Linked DNA regions of Homo sapiens: region 1 is linked to region 2. Evidence: chromatin contacts called from ENCODE Hi-C or POLR2A ChIA-PET data. All regions are on one chromosome and are shown on one strand. The core of a region is the stretch at or near the end of the contact, and the rest is flanking DNA. Distances in the headings are between cores, read along the strand shown.

What was found. Hi-C counts contacts between places; a loop is a spot of excess contacts on that map. ChIA-PET counts read pairs that join two places held with the same protein, here RNA polymerase II (POLR2A). Pooled maps may share reads with other maps.
Region 1: a map of gastrocnemius medialis shows a loop between it and region 2 (7-fold over the local background). The contact joins two enhancer-like sites. A Hi-C loop is called at or near these places in 3 of 168 maps with a recorded cell type or tissue (cardiac septum, gastrocnemius medialis and mesothelial cell of epicardium) and 2 of 50 pooled maps. POLR2A ChIA-PET finds 5 or more read pairs at or near these places in 2 of 52 experiments (H1 and T-cell).

The regions. Positions count from the first base shown.
Region 1 is chr14:90,621,468-90,627,417 of GRCh38, reverse strand. The region is part of intron 15 of TTC7B (tetratricopeptide repeat domain 7B); the gene reads left to right. Among named protein-coding and RNA genes, the nearest start is that of TTC7B-AS1, 18 kb to the left of the region's middle. RefSeq lists an enhancer at 1,367-1,999. Within about 2 kb of position 3,041, at least 11 of the 41 ENCODE cell types and tissues checked have a DNase peak (open chromatin) inside an H3K27ac peak, as active enhancers do; they include gastrocnemius medialis, where a contact is called at or near this core.
Region 2 is chr14:90,585,866-90,592,061 of GRCh38, reverse strand. The region is part of intron 18 of TTC7B (tetratricopeptide repeat domain 7B); the gene reads left to right. Among named protein-coding and RNA genes, the nearest start is that of TTC7B-AS1, 54 kb to the left of the region's middle. Within about 2 kb of position 3,986, at least 2 of the 41 ENCODE cell types and tissues checked have a DNase peak (open chromatin) inside an H3K27ac peak, as active enhancers do; they include gastrocnemius medialis, where a contact is called at or near this core.

The DNA.
Region 1 (5,950 bases), core at 1,792-4,291, 36 kb before region 2:
GATGCAGCCTTGCGCTCACACTGATGGGTGAGACTGGAGTGGCAGGAACGCCCTGTGAGTGTCCCGGATGTGCCAGCCTTGTGTGCTGCGACCCCTTCTCCAGCAGCTGGAGACATTAAATGTGTTCACATGGGCCAGGTGCAGTGGCTCACACCTGTAATCCCAGCAATTTGGGAGGCCGAGGTAGGAGGATCTCTTGAGCCCGGGAGTTCAAGAACAGGCTGGGCAACATAATGAGACCCCCATATCTACTAAAAAATTTTTTTTAATTAGCCAGTCATGGTGACGCATGCCTGCAGTCCCTGCCACTCAGGAGGCTGAGACGGGAGGATCTCTTAAGCCCTGGAAGGTCGAGGGTCTTGACCCTCGAGCCACTGCACTTTAGCCTGGGCAACAGAGCAAAACCCTGTCTCAAGCAAAACAAAACAAGATAAATAAAAGTGGTTAAGTTTCTAGAACTTCCTTGGTGGTTAAATAACTCCCAGACAGAAGTTTGCCAAAAAGCTCCCCAGGCCAGTGATTTGCCAGGGCTTCATTCCTAGAGAAGACGCGCTTAGGAGAGGAGTCATCCATGCTCTTTAAACCCCCCGTCACTGGTTCTGTTGGCAGACTGGACTGACCGGGGCTGGCATGTGGTTGGGGTTTTGTAACAGAAACCAGGTACTCAGGTTTGATGGATGAAAAGCATATAGACACGGTTTCCAGCTGGCAGCCCATAAGCTGGCATCTGCTAGCAGGGTTGTGTCAGGCCAGTGCACGTTTCAAAAAAGTTTGAATTTGCTGAACTTCTGGTCATCGCACTTGCCTGTTTTGGAAGACATTTGAGTTCTCAGCCCCTGGGGAACCCACAATGGGAGAGGGATGGTTACTCAGTGCTCTGCAGACTCAAGCAGGTGCCCTTTATGGGGGTGACAGTATGAATGGTACCCCCTCAGTGGGTACATTGTGGACTCCCCAGCTCCTTCACTGGAGATGTGTGGAGGACCCGGGCAGGGCTAGAGCACCTTCAGAATGTGATCCAGGGGATCCCTTCAGAAGGAAGGAAGCATTCTGTTCAAGACACGGGCAGGGGTGGCCTTCCTTTGGGGGCTTAATGTAAATGGTTGTTCAGAATTCTCACTGAATTTAAGAACAAAATACATCCTGAAAAATGTCTTCCAAGACATGCTCCCCCAGTTCTTATTGGAATGAAATGAGCACAGAATTTCCTAAGTGCAGGGACTGTGAGAACTCTTCCCTGGGAAGTCTTTTTTCTTTTTAAAATCAGACCATGGCAGGTTAGGATGGAGAGTTATGAATGAGAGCGGTGCTTCTTGACGTTAAATTTGCGCATGAATCCCCTTGTGATCTGGTTACATGCAGATTCTGACTCAGTAAGTCTAAGGTGAGTGGAGAACCTGGAGATTCTTCTATTTCTTGCAAGCTCCCAGGGGATTCTGAGGCTGCCTGCCCTGGACACACTCTGAGTAGCAAAGTATTATTTGACCTCAAGGCCTTTTCCAGCTTTGGGTTAATTGGAAACATCTATATGTTTTCTAATGAACCCCAATGAATAGCACATCAATGCAGCAATTGGGTAAGCCAGATGATCTAAGAATTGTTTATTTCCTGTGTAACCGTTGAGGAATTCGATTATTCACGTGACATTATTGAGGATGTGCATTTTGGGAGGCCCCATGCAGTATTTGGTATCTAGTGGGAATGGTCACATGACCTGTTCCATCCTTTCTCATCCCTTCCAGCTGTTGCCAGAGGGGCCTCGGGGTGATTTGAGGCCTCCCAGCTCCAGGACGTGCACAGCTGTCATCCCAGCATCATAGGCTCACCTGGCGGAGGTCGGGCCAGTGACGGTATTGATTTTCAGTGACAGTGACTCAGCCTGGGACCAGAGGCTGCTGTTTGCAGAGATATAACACCTTCTGAGATTGGGGTGCTTTGGAAACCCAGCCAGGAGAGCAGTGGCTCCAAGAGCAGCATACGGTGGGCCCTCAGAAATGGTGGTGAAAATGAATTGCGATCAGTTTCCTTCCAGCCACATGGGAACCTGAAAGGAATCCCTCCTCCCTGCTGAGGGCCTGGGTCGATGGATTCGATGACATCCCTCTCCTTGGGCAGCACTGGGCTGATCTCAGACTCTCTGTTCCCAGCCGAGTTCTCTGGTTTCACATTCCCATCTGCCTTCTCCCGGTCACGACATGCTACTGGCACATCTCTTTTGACTTCTCTTACCATTCTGATTGGCCAGTTGCCAAACAGCCTTCTCAAGTTAAAATTTCAACATACTTGCCCCCTGCCCCCTTCAGCCTGATCCATTATTTCTCTTACCTGGTGACAGATGCTCACTTTCCTTCGGATATTTGACAGCCAGCCTCACTCCAGCTCCCCCGATCTGGACAGGAGGCAGCAAGAGATGGGGAAGGTATCCAGGGCCCCCTCAGCCGCTGCCCCGCTTGGGCAGATCCCGCATGCTTTTCTGCACAGCCATTTTGCATTCCTGCCTGCATTCAGTAGATAAACAAAGAAAGAGCAGGTCCCTGGCATGCAGAGCCCAGGAGCTCGCAAACACAGATCAGCACAAGATACGAAATGTTCAAGGTTCCCGTGATGTTACCTCTAAAGCAGTTACTAAGACTGCAGCATTCACGGATCACCTAATTAGTGAAGGTTTTGTGTATTAATATGTGTGTTTCTTCCTTGATATAATCAGCACATTTTTTATACTGACACAGAAGATGGGAGGGAATTATTACTTTAGTATTTCTCTGAACTTCTCTAACTTATTTTCATCGAGAGTTCTTCGGACGGCTCAGAATTCAGAAATATCTGCCCTTTTCACTCTATCTTTGGCCCCTGCCCAAGTCTGGGACTCACTGGGGTGGGGCCAAGGCTAAAACTAAACTAGGGTGTGAGGTACTAGAGGTGCATGTCCAGTGGTTGGGAGCAGTTTCCAGCGAGTCAGCGAAGTCTTCCTGGGGAATGGCATGAGACACCGAGCATGGCCCTGACAAGTGCCGCTCTGACTCATTTCCTGAGGTGAACACTGGACAGTCACAATGCCGCGTGCCCCAGAGCTTCCCCAGGGGCAGTTGTGTCTTCTTTCTAAGCCCTGCCCTATCCAAACATAGTTGTTATTTCAAGAGTTATCTTGAGATTCTTAAAATATTCCAGAAGTACAGTAAAATAGTATTTCTATTTGTTTTAATGAAAAGTAAAACTTTGATTAACGAGGTCCTTCAAAAAACCAGATTTTATGTGCACCAGACTTTTAGATGAAAGACAAGTCACAAAACACACACACGCGCACGCGCACACACACATGCACACATATACACGCACACGCATATGCATACAGGCACACTCATGGGTTTTGTTTTGTTTTGTTTTTGTTTTGTTGTTTGAGACAGAGTCTGTCTCTGTCGCTCAGGCTGGAGTGCAGTGGCGCCATCTTGGTTCACTGCAACCTCCGCCTCCTGGGTCCAAACAATTCTTCTGCCTCAGCCTCCTGAGTAGCTGGTACTACAGATGTGTGCCACTACGTCTGGCTAATTTTTGTATTCTTAGTAGAGACGGGGTTTCACCATGTTGGTCAGGATGGTCTCAAACACCTGACCTCAAGTGATCTGCCTGCCTTGGCCTCCCAAGGTGCTGGGACAACAGGCGTGAGCCACAGCGCCCAGCCAAATGTGATTGTTCTTTAAAGAACTGTATATGAAAGATCCCAGGAGCAACACCCTGGTAGCCCAAACGCCTGCTCACCTGCAGCCCTACTCAAGTTTCAGGGCCATCATCTGGCCCAAAACTAGAAATCCTGCCCAATAGTAGTGGTCAAGTCTTTTTCTCCAATTGGATTGTAAATTTTTTGTAAGCAAGGGACTGTATTTTATACCACTTTGTATTAAACATAGCCAGCACAGAGCTTTGCACATTTTGGAGTTTTAAATATTTGGCAATGGATCTTCTTTAGTGCCGCTATCTTCATTAGTGCCAGTAGTATGGTGGGATTTTCAATCATCCTTCTCTGTTTCTTATTCACATGGATTTGGGTTTACATTTCCATTCTACCAATAACTAGTGGTGTTAATTTGGGCAAATTACTTAACTCAGCCTCATTTGCAGGGTTGTCGTTAAGAATCTGGAATTAAATATTTAAAGTGTCTGGCAGCTGCTGTTATTATTGTTATTATTTTGCTTGTCTTCAAAGCAGAAGTTTCCTGGCTTGTAGCTTATGATTTCACAGTTGTGAGCTCTCGTGTTTTTTATAATTATGTTTCCATTTGGAAGGTTTAACTCCTATTACTTAAGGCTGGCTTCAGTGAGGAGTTGCTATTTGACCTGAATCTTGAAGGATGAGTAGGTGCTTAAAAGGCAGAAATGGATGGAAAGAATATTCCAAACAGAGGGAACAGCATGTGCAAACACCCAGGGTCATGGAGGAGAGTGACACATGGGGGAAGCTGACCACGGCTCGAGTGGGGGCGTAGGTGATGGGCAATGGACAAATCCTTTGGTAGCTAAGCATGTGGGTGGACAGGAGCCAGACCGCAAAGGCATTGTATGAAATGCTAGATTTGGGTCATCAGTAATGGAGTTAGATTGGTATTTTAGCAAGGTTCTTCTTTTCTTCATTAATTTTCTGTAAGTTTTTAATGAGTCTGTGAACAAAATAATTCTTTTGGGGGGAAGTGGGGGCAGGGTCTCACTCTTTCACCCAGGCTAGAGTGGTGTAGTGGCATGATCTCAGCTCACTGCAGCCTTGACCTCTAGGACTCAAGCAATCCTTCCACCTCAGCCTCCCGAGTAGCTGGGATTACAGGTGCACGCTACCACAACTGGTTAATTTTTATATTTTTTTGTAGAGACAGGGTTTCACCATGTTGCCCAGGCTGGTCTTGAACTTGTGAGCTCAAGCGATCTACCCACCTCAGCTCCCAAAGTGCTGGGATTACAGGCTTAAGCCACCATGCCTGGCTAATATATAAATTTTTTAAATTAGATTCATGGCTGGGCACGGTGGCTCATGCCTGTAATCCCAGCACTTCAGGAGGCCGAGGCAGGTAGATCACTTGAGGTCAGGAGTTCAAGGCCAGCCTGCCCAACATGGTGAAACCCTGTCTTTACTAAAAATACAAAAATTGGCCAAGTGTGGTGGCATGCACCTGTGGTCCCAGCTATTTGGGAGGCTGAGGCAGGAGAATTGCTTGAACCTGGGAGGCGGAGGTTGACAGTGAGCCAAGATCACACCACCGCACTCCAGCCTGGGCAACAGAGTGGGACTCTGTCTCAAAAAAAAAAAAAAAAAAATTAGAATCATGAACTTTGTGTGGCTAGCTTACAGTCTCACCTGCATCTCCTCTGCCCTCTTCATCGTGTTGACAGTTAGACATATTGAAATGTATTAAATGTTAACTTTTCCCAAGTTTTTCCATAATTTTCTTTTTGCCTCAGGGTTTCCTCAGCACATCGAATCTATATCTTTTTGGTATCAGCTGTAGCAAATGAATGCTGATCATTGTTTGTGTACTCTTCGTTTCTGTGCTAATGTAACATACACCCAGCCAGATGTTTTTGAACAGTCTTGAAGTGTGTAAGCAGGTTCAGCAAATAGGATGACGAGCATCACTGCTTGTTTTCAGTATTGTTTTGTATCTTGTAAACAAGCTGAGGTTTGAGGAAATGATGGAAAGGCAGCACGCTCTGTTCCTGCTTTCCCTTGGGCATCCCAAGGAGTGTTGGCGACGGGCAGGGCAGGTGTTTCTGCCCATTGTACTGCCTACAATTGTGTGGCTTCTGCCCATTGTCCCAGCTGAACCTGTGTGGCTTCTGCCTATCATTCCGGCCATACTCGCATGGCTTCTGCCACTTGTCCCAGCCGTACCCACGTGGCTTCTGCCCATCATCCCAGCCGTACCCACGTGGCTTCTGCCTATAATTCCAGCCATACCCGCATGGC
Region 2 (6,196 bases), core at 2,737-5,236:
TTTCTGTGTTGGCATCTTCAATTGCACCATAATGACTACCGTAAATTAACAAATTATATTCTTCTAAGCAGAAGTACAAAAGAGGGGTGATTCATGAATTCACAGTTGTTCTTCTCTGCTGCAGACGCCTGCAGCATTTGGCCTCTTGCTTAGAGAGGTCCCAGACATTCTGGCTCTGAGGGCCAAGGAGTAGCAGTAACGCCTCCTCCACAGCTCCCTTATGCAAAAGTCCAGTTCCTGGCTGAGAACTCTGATGGCTGTCCTAGTCAGTTACCCCCATGAACAACAACTACAGAGAACAGAAAGGGAAGGAGTATGGTTTAGTGTCCAGGCCAGGTAAACCTGAACTTGTGGGGCTGGTGTAGGGGCAGAGTTGCCTTTTAAATTGGTCTCAAAGTTGGGTTTCTGAAGAGCTGGAGTCTAAAACACTAGAAGGGCTGAAGGCCATCCCTCCAGGGTGGAACTAGCCCCCCTGACCTCGAAGGTGGTGCTTCTCTTGCTTGTTTCTCAGAAAACTTAATGACCTGAAAGTCAACATATTCCAGGAGAGCTCTGTCTGGTGCCTTGCTGCCCCCAATTCAGTTATCCAGAGACTTTGCCCCACTTTGCGTGGCCTGCCGTGACTGTTGGGGAGGAAATTTTGTAGCTGATTATTAGAATATTGAAGAACTTAATGGTTAAGATTCAGCTTGGAGCTATCCTTTCATTTTATTTTTTCGGGGGGTTGGAGTCTCACTCTTTGGCCCAGGCTGGAGTACAACGGTGTGATCTCAGCTTACTGCAACCTCTGCCTGCTGGGTTCAAGCAATTCTCCTGCCTCAGCCTCCCAAATAGCTGGGATTACAGGTGCCTGCCACCATGCTCCACTGATTTTTGTATTTTTAGAAGAGACAGGGTTTCACCATGTTGGCCAGGCTTGGTCTCGAACTCCTGACCTCAGGTGATCTGCCTGCCTCAGCCTCCTAAAGTGCTAGGATTACAGGTGTGAGGCACCGTGCCCAGCCTTCTTGGAGCTGTCCTTGAATTTTAATATAATCACACAAGATCCGTTTCTCATTGCATGGCCCATAGGACAGAGTCAAGTTCTCCTTCCTAGCAAATGGGTGTGGCTTTACTATTCTAGAAGGTGGTGGAATTGAACTATGGAAAGTGACTGTCGACCCTGTAAACCCTGAGCAGACTGTGCTGTATGCATACGGTGAGCATTGTGTGTAGGACGAATGAATGAAGTCAATTAGGATCTTTTTGGAATTTGTGCCATATCGACTGTTTCAAAGCAATGACTTTGCTTGAGTCAAGATTTAGAATCGTATCATATATTCACATAGTCCTTCAAGAGGAAAATTTAGAAGACAGTTTCCACTGCACTGCCAGATTTTACCTTATGTGATTTGAGCTCCACTGCTCTGAGAGGCAAAATAAATGTGACTCAATTTTTTGGCAGTTCATGGAAACCAGGTAACCTCTGTTTCCTGTGTCCATCATCAGCTCCCACAATACTGCCAGAGCCCATAAGTTTTGTAAGCTTTAGAAGAAATTAGTTAGATCAAGGCCTGACACCCAAAGCCATGGTGTCTGAGTGACATTTGTGGGCCTGTTCTCTCCTGGTGGTTTTTTCTGGTGAACTGAGTACAGTGGGAGCTCGTGATGGGAGCCCACAGTGGAGGTGGACCCAGATTTGAGGCTTGCAGGAAAGGTCACTCGGAGATGACCTTGGATTTCCAGCAGAGAAATCTATTGTAGCAGAGGGTCCCTAGGCCACTTGTCTGTGCATGTATATGACAAGGAGATAGTGAATAGGACACCTGTGCCGCCAGCTGCTTTGTAAGGGGACAGGCCCAGGAGATGAGGGATGCTTGCCCACAGCAGGTCCCCACTTTCTGTATGATAGGTGCTCCCTTCCATAGGTCCATGGCACACAATTGAAAAGCCACAAAGTGAAAAGGCTCCCTCTTATCCCTGAGCCTCAGTCACCCCCACCACAGGCAACCACTGTCACCGGTTCTGTGCATCTTCCAGAAATCTCACATGCTGTACTTTGTCCCCCACCACCCCCTGAATGTGCCACCTGGTAGGTCAGTGCACATCAGCACCTGTAAGGTGACTTATACTTTGTCACAGCTACAGAGTATGTCTACTGTATGGTTAGACCATCATTTAACCAATACTCTACTGATTAACATTTAGATTTTAATCTTAAATTCAGCTGATAACATTTAGCTTATTATGGCAATTTGTGCCATGTTGACTCTTTCAAAGCAACGATTTTGCTTGAGTCAAGATGTAGAATCATATCATACCTTCACATAGCCTTTTAAGAGGTAAATTTAGAAGAAAACAGCTTTCACCGCACTGTCGGGTTTTACCTTATGTGGTTTGAGCTCCCCCACTCTAGTATTTTGCCATTACAGATAATGCTTCAATAAGTATCCCTATACACAGTCTACCCTTTACATTCTCAGGTTCTGCACCCACGGATTTAACCAACCTTGCATTAAAAATATCTGAAAAAAATCTGTCTGTACTGAACAAGTACAAACTTTGTCTTCTTGTCATTATTCCCTAAACAATACAGTATAAGAACTATTTAAATAGCATTTACATTGTATTAGGTATTTTAAGTAATCTAGAGATGATTTAAAACACACAGGAGGATGTGCATAGGATAATTTAAAATACACAGGAGGATGTGCAAATCCTGCACCATTTCATATCAGGGACTAGAACATCCATGGATTTTGGTATTCAAGGGAGGTCCCAGAACCAATTCCCCATGGATACTGAGGGCTGACTGTGTATTTTTTTTTATCTGTAAGATAAACTCTAAACAGTGGAAGTGATGGATGAAGGGGTGTGTACTCTTTAATTTTGATAAGTTTTGTCCATTGCCTTCCACAGAATTGTACCAGTTTACATTCCAGTCAACAATGTGCTAACGTCCACTTTCTCACGCCCTTGCCAACACAATGAATTCTCAGAATCCTTGATCTTTCCAGTCTGACAAGTAGAAAATGGTATTTCAGTTTTCTGTCCGTAGCTTTTGACCATTTATCTTCTTAGATACTGAGCTTTTCCTTTTTATTTCTAAGCACTTATTGTGTGTCAAAGAAATCTGCCTTGTCTCTGAAATAGGTGCTGTAAACATCTTCCAAGGGTTTTTTTTTTTTTTTTTTTTAGTTTTTGTTTGTCTTTTGCCGTTTTTTAAAATAAATTTATCAATTTTTTCTTACGGCATCTGTGCCTCCCATGATATTTGGAAAGCAACTATTCATGTTTATGGTTTCTTTTCCTAAAAGTTCCAGGTATGTTCCAGTGCCATTTGTCTATATACTATTCTGTAAAGAAAGTCAGAGAAAGGTTATTTTCTCCATTTTTACAATGTGGGAGCCCAGGCTGGATAGAAGTGAGCACCTTTGCAGTCTCACTATGCAGAAGTCAGGAGAGCCCCATTAGAGCATGGGATGTGGCACCTCAAGACATGGTTCCTCAGGAGCCATTCCTCATCTTCCTTGAGTGCACACCTTACTGCTGGCATTGGAAATTCGCATGTCCACAGCCCTTCAGCACTGAGCCAGGGTCTTTTCCAAACCAAACAGCTTCTTGGTGCCCATTTTTCAATTTCCACCTTGGGATGGCAGCTAAAAATGACTTTGCGGTAGGTGGTTAATTTCTGCTTGTTACTTACTAATAATTACAGCTTTCACTTTGGCACCTCTCATGGTTGAAACCAGCGGCTATTCTTAGATATGCAAGATCAGATTTTCTGATTTCTGCTGGAAATTTAAGGCTGTAATACTCTCACAAATTCCTTGGCCCTGGCCTGGCCTGGCCTGGCCTGGCGCCTTTGCCCAGACTCCTCCCAGGCACCAGAGGTTGCATCAGCAGGGTCAAGGGGTAATCCCGTAGCCTTGCCCCATTCGTGACGAGATGAAGACAGTTCCCAGACAGGTGGTGTGTGCAGTCACTGTACAGGGAGCGCCTGTGAGAGGGAACACGACGTCCCTGAGGGTCAAGCCCGTCCAGCTAACGTTTACCACACACTGTAGATGTGTCAGATGCTATTCCAAGGACTTTAATATGTCTTAATTTGTTCAGTCCTCATAATAACCTTATGAGGTATAAATACCCGTATTCACCCCATTCCATAGGTGAAGAAACTGAGACACAGCTATCAGGTCACTTGCCGAAGGTTACGTGGCTAAAGAGTTAGAAAGCCACAATCTAAACCCAAGCAGTGTGGCCCCAGAACCCTAGCTCCAACCCACAGTAGGCACTCAGTTGTCAACACAGTATCGTCCAGCATCTCCACCTGCCACAGTGGAGCGAGGCACTGGAGTCCTATGGTTATGAAGACAGACACAGCTCCTGGCCTTCATGGCATTTGCAGATGTGGAACAGAACAATGACAGAAGCACTTAACTCCCTGTGCCAAGTGCTGGGGGGAGCACTGTAGGCCCCTGCGACCCCTCATAACACAAGGCCTCCCCCAACCAGGGGAGCCAGAGGGGGCCTGCACACACTTGGGCAGTGACCTCAGCAGTGACTAGCACCAGGTCAGGGACGATGGAGGCATAGAACAGCATGTGGGAAGACCTGGGGGCAGCCTGAGCTCTGAGTGTTAGAGGAATACTGGCCCCTGGGGCATGAACCCTGAGGAGTAAGCAGTAAAGCAGCCAAGGGGAGCCAGGAGAAGGGCCCAGGCTCAAGTCATGCCAGCACCCCTGGCAGCCATGTTAAGATATTTTAGTTAATCCTAAAATCATTGGAAAGCTACTGAGGGACTTGAAGCAGGAGCATGAAAGGACCACTTTCAAAAGATCACTCCAAGCTGGGCACTACTCAGGAGGCTGAGGTGGGAGGATTGCCTGAGTCCGGCCTGGGCAACATAGCAAGACCCCTCTCCGGAAAAAAAATCACTCCAGCTAAATGTGGAGAATGGATGGAAGGCAGTCAAAGTGGACGCCGGCAGAGCAGGAAATTGGGAGCATTGGTCCAGGTGGTAGAGGACAGCAGCTTGGTCTGTGGTCTCAATGGAGATGAAGAGGAGGGGACCCTGAGATGCCTTCTGAGGCAGAACTGATGGGACTTGTTGTAGGTTGGATGTTGAGGGGTGAAGGAAAAGGAGGAATACAGAAGGAAACCTGAGTGTGGGGCTTGAGTCTGTGGGTGACTGGTGACACCATTTGCTGCAATGAGGAAGCCTGGGGAAGAACTGATGAGTTGGAGTCAGGGAGGCAGAGACTTCAGAGTCCCACTTGAGCTTGGAAGTGTCGGGTGCCTGAGGACAAGGAAGTCAGGATGCCAGGCAGGCGGCTGGATGTTCCGGTCTACATTTCAGAACTGGGCTGGAAACATACCTTTAAGAGTTGGGATTTAAAGCCCCCTTTAAAGGCCTAAGATAGGTGCTAAGACGGCCTAAGAAGAGAATGTAGGTGGAGAAGTGAAAGGGCCAGACTGAGACTGAGCCCCTCCACATTTAAAGCTTGGGGAACAGCCGGGTGCAGTGGCTCATGCCTGTAATCCCAGCAGTTTGGAAGGCTGAGGCGGGTCAATCACCTGAGGTCAGGAGTTCAAGACCAGCCTGGCCAACATGGTGAAACCCCGTCTCTACTAAAAATACAAAAGTAGCCAGGTGTGGTGGCAGGCACCTGTAATCCCAGCTACTCGGGAGGCTGAGGCAGGAGAATCGCTTGAACCTGGGAGGTGGAGATTGCAATGAGCCGAGATCGCACCACTGCACTCCAGCCTGAGCAACAAGAGCGAAACTCCACCTTGAAAAAAGAAAAAAAGATTGAGGAGCAGAGGAAGAGCCACAGCATCTGAAGGGGAGTGGTCGGCAAGGCGGGAGGAAAGCAGCGCAGACGGCATCGCGGCAGCCAGGGGGGCAGGAAGGAGCCCATGCGGTGAAGGCGAGAACCTGGGTCTGGCTCATCAGTTACAACCCTGGCCCCGCCACACACTAGCAGTAATACCTGGGCAAGCTATTCCCACTCCCACTGAGCCTCTATGTCTTCTATTAAATGAAGAGAGTTAGGACAACCACATAACAGCAAACACATAACAACTACTAAAATAACGATTTTTAAGGAGGATGTGGCCGGTGGGCAGTGCCGCTGAGAGGTTGGGAATGTAGCGACAAAAGCATTTGCTGGACCTGATGTATGGGAGTGTTGGTAACGAGACTGGATTTAGTGGC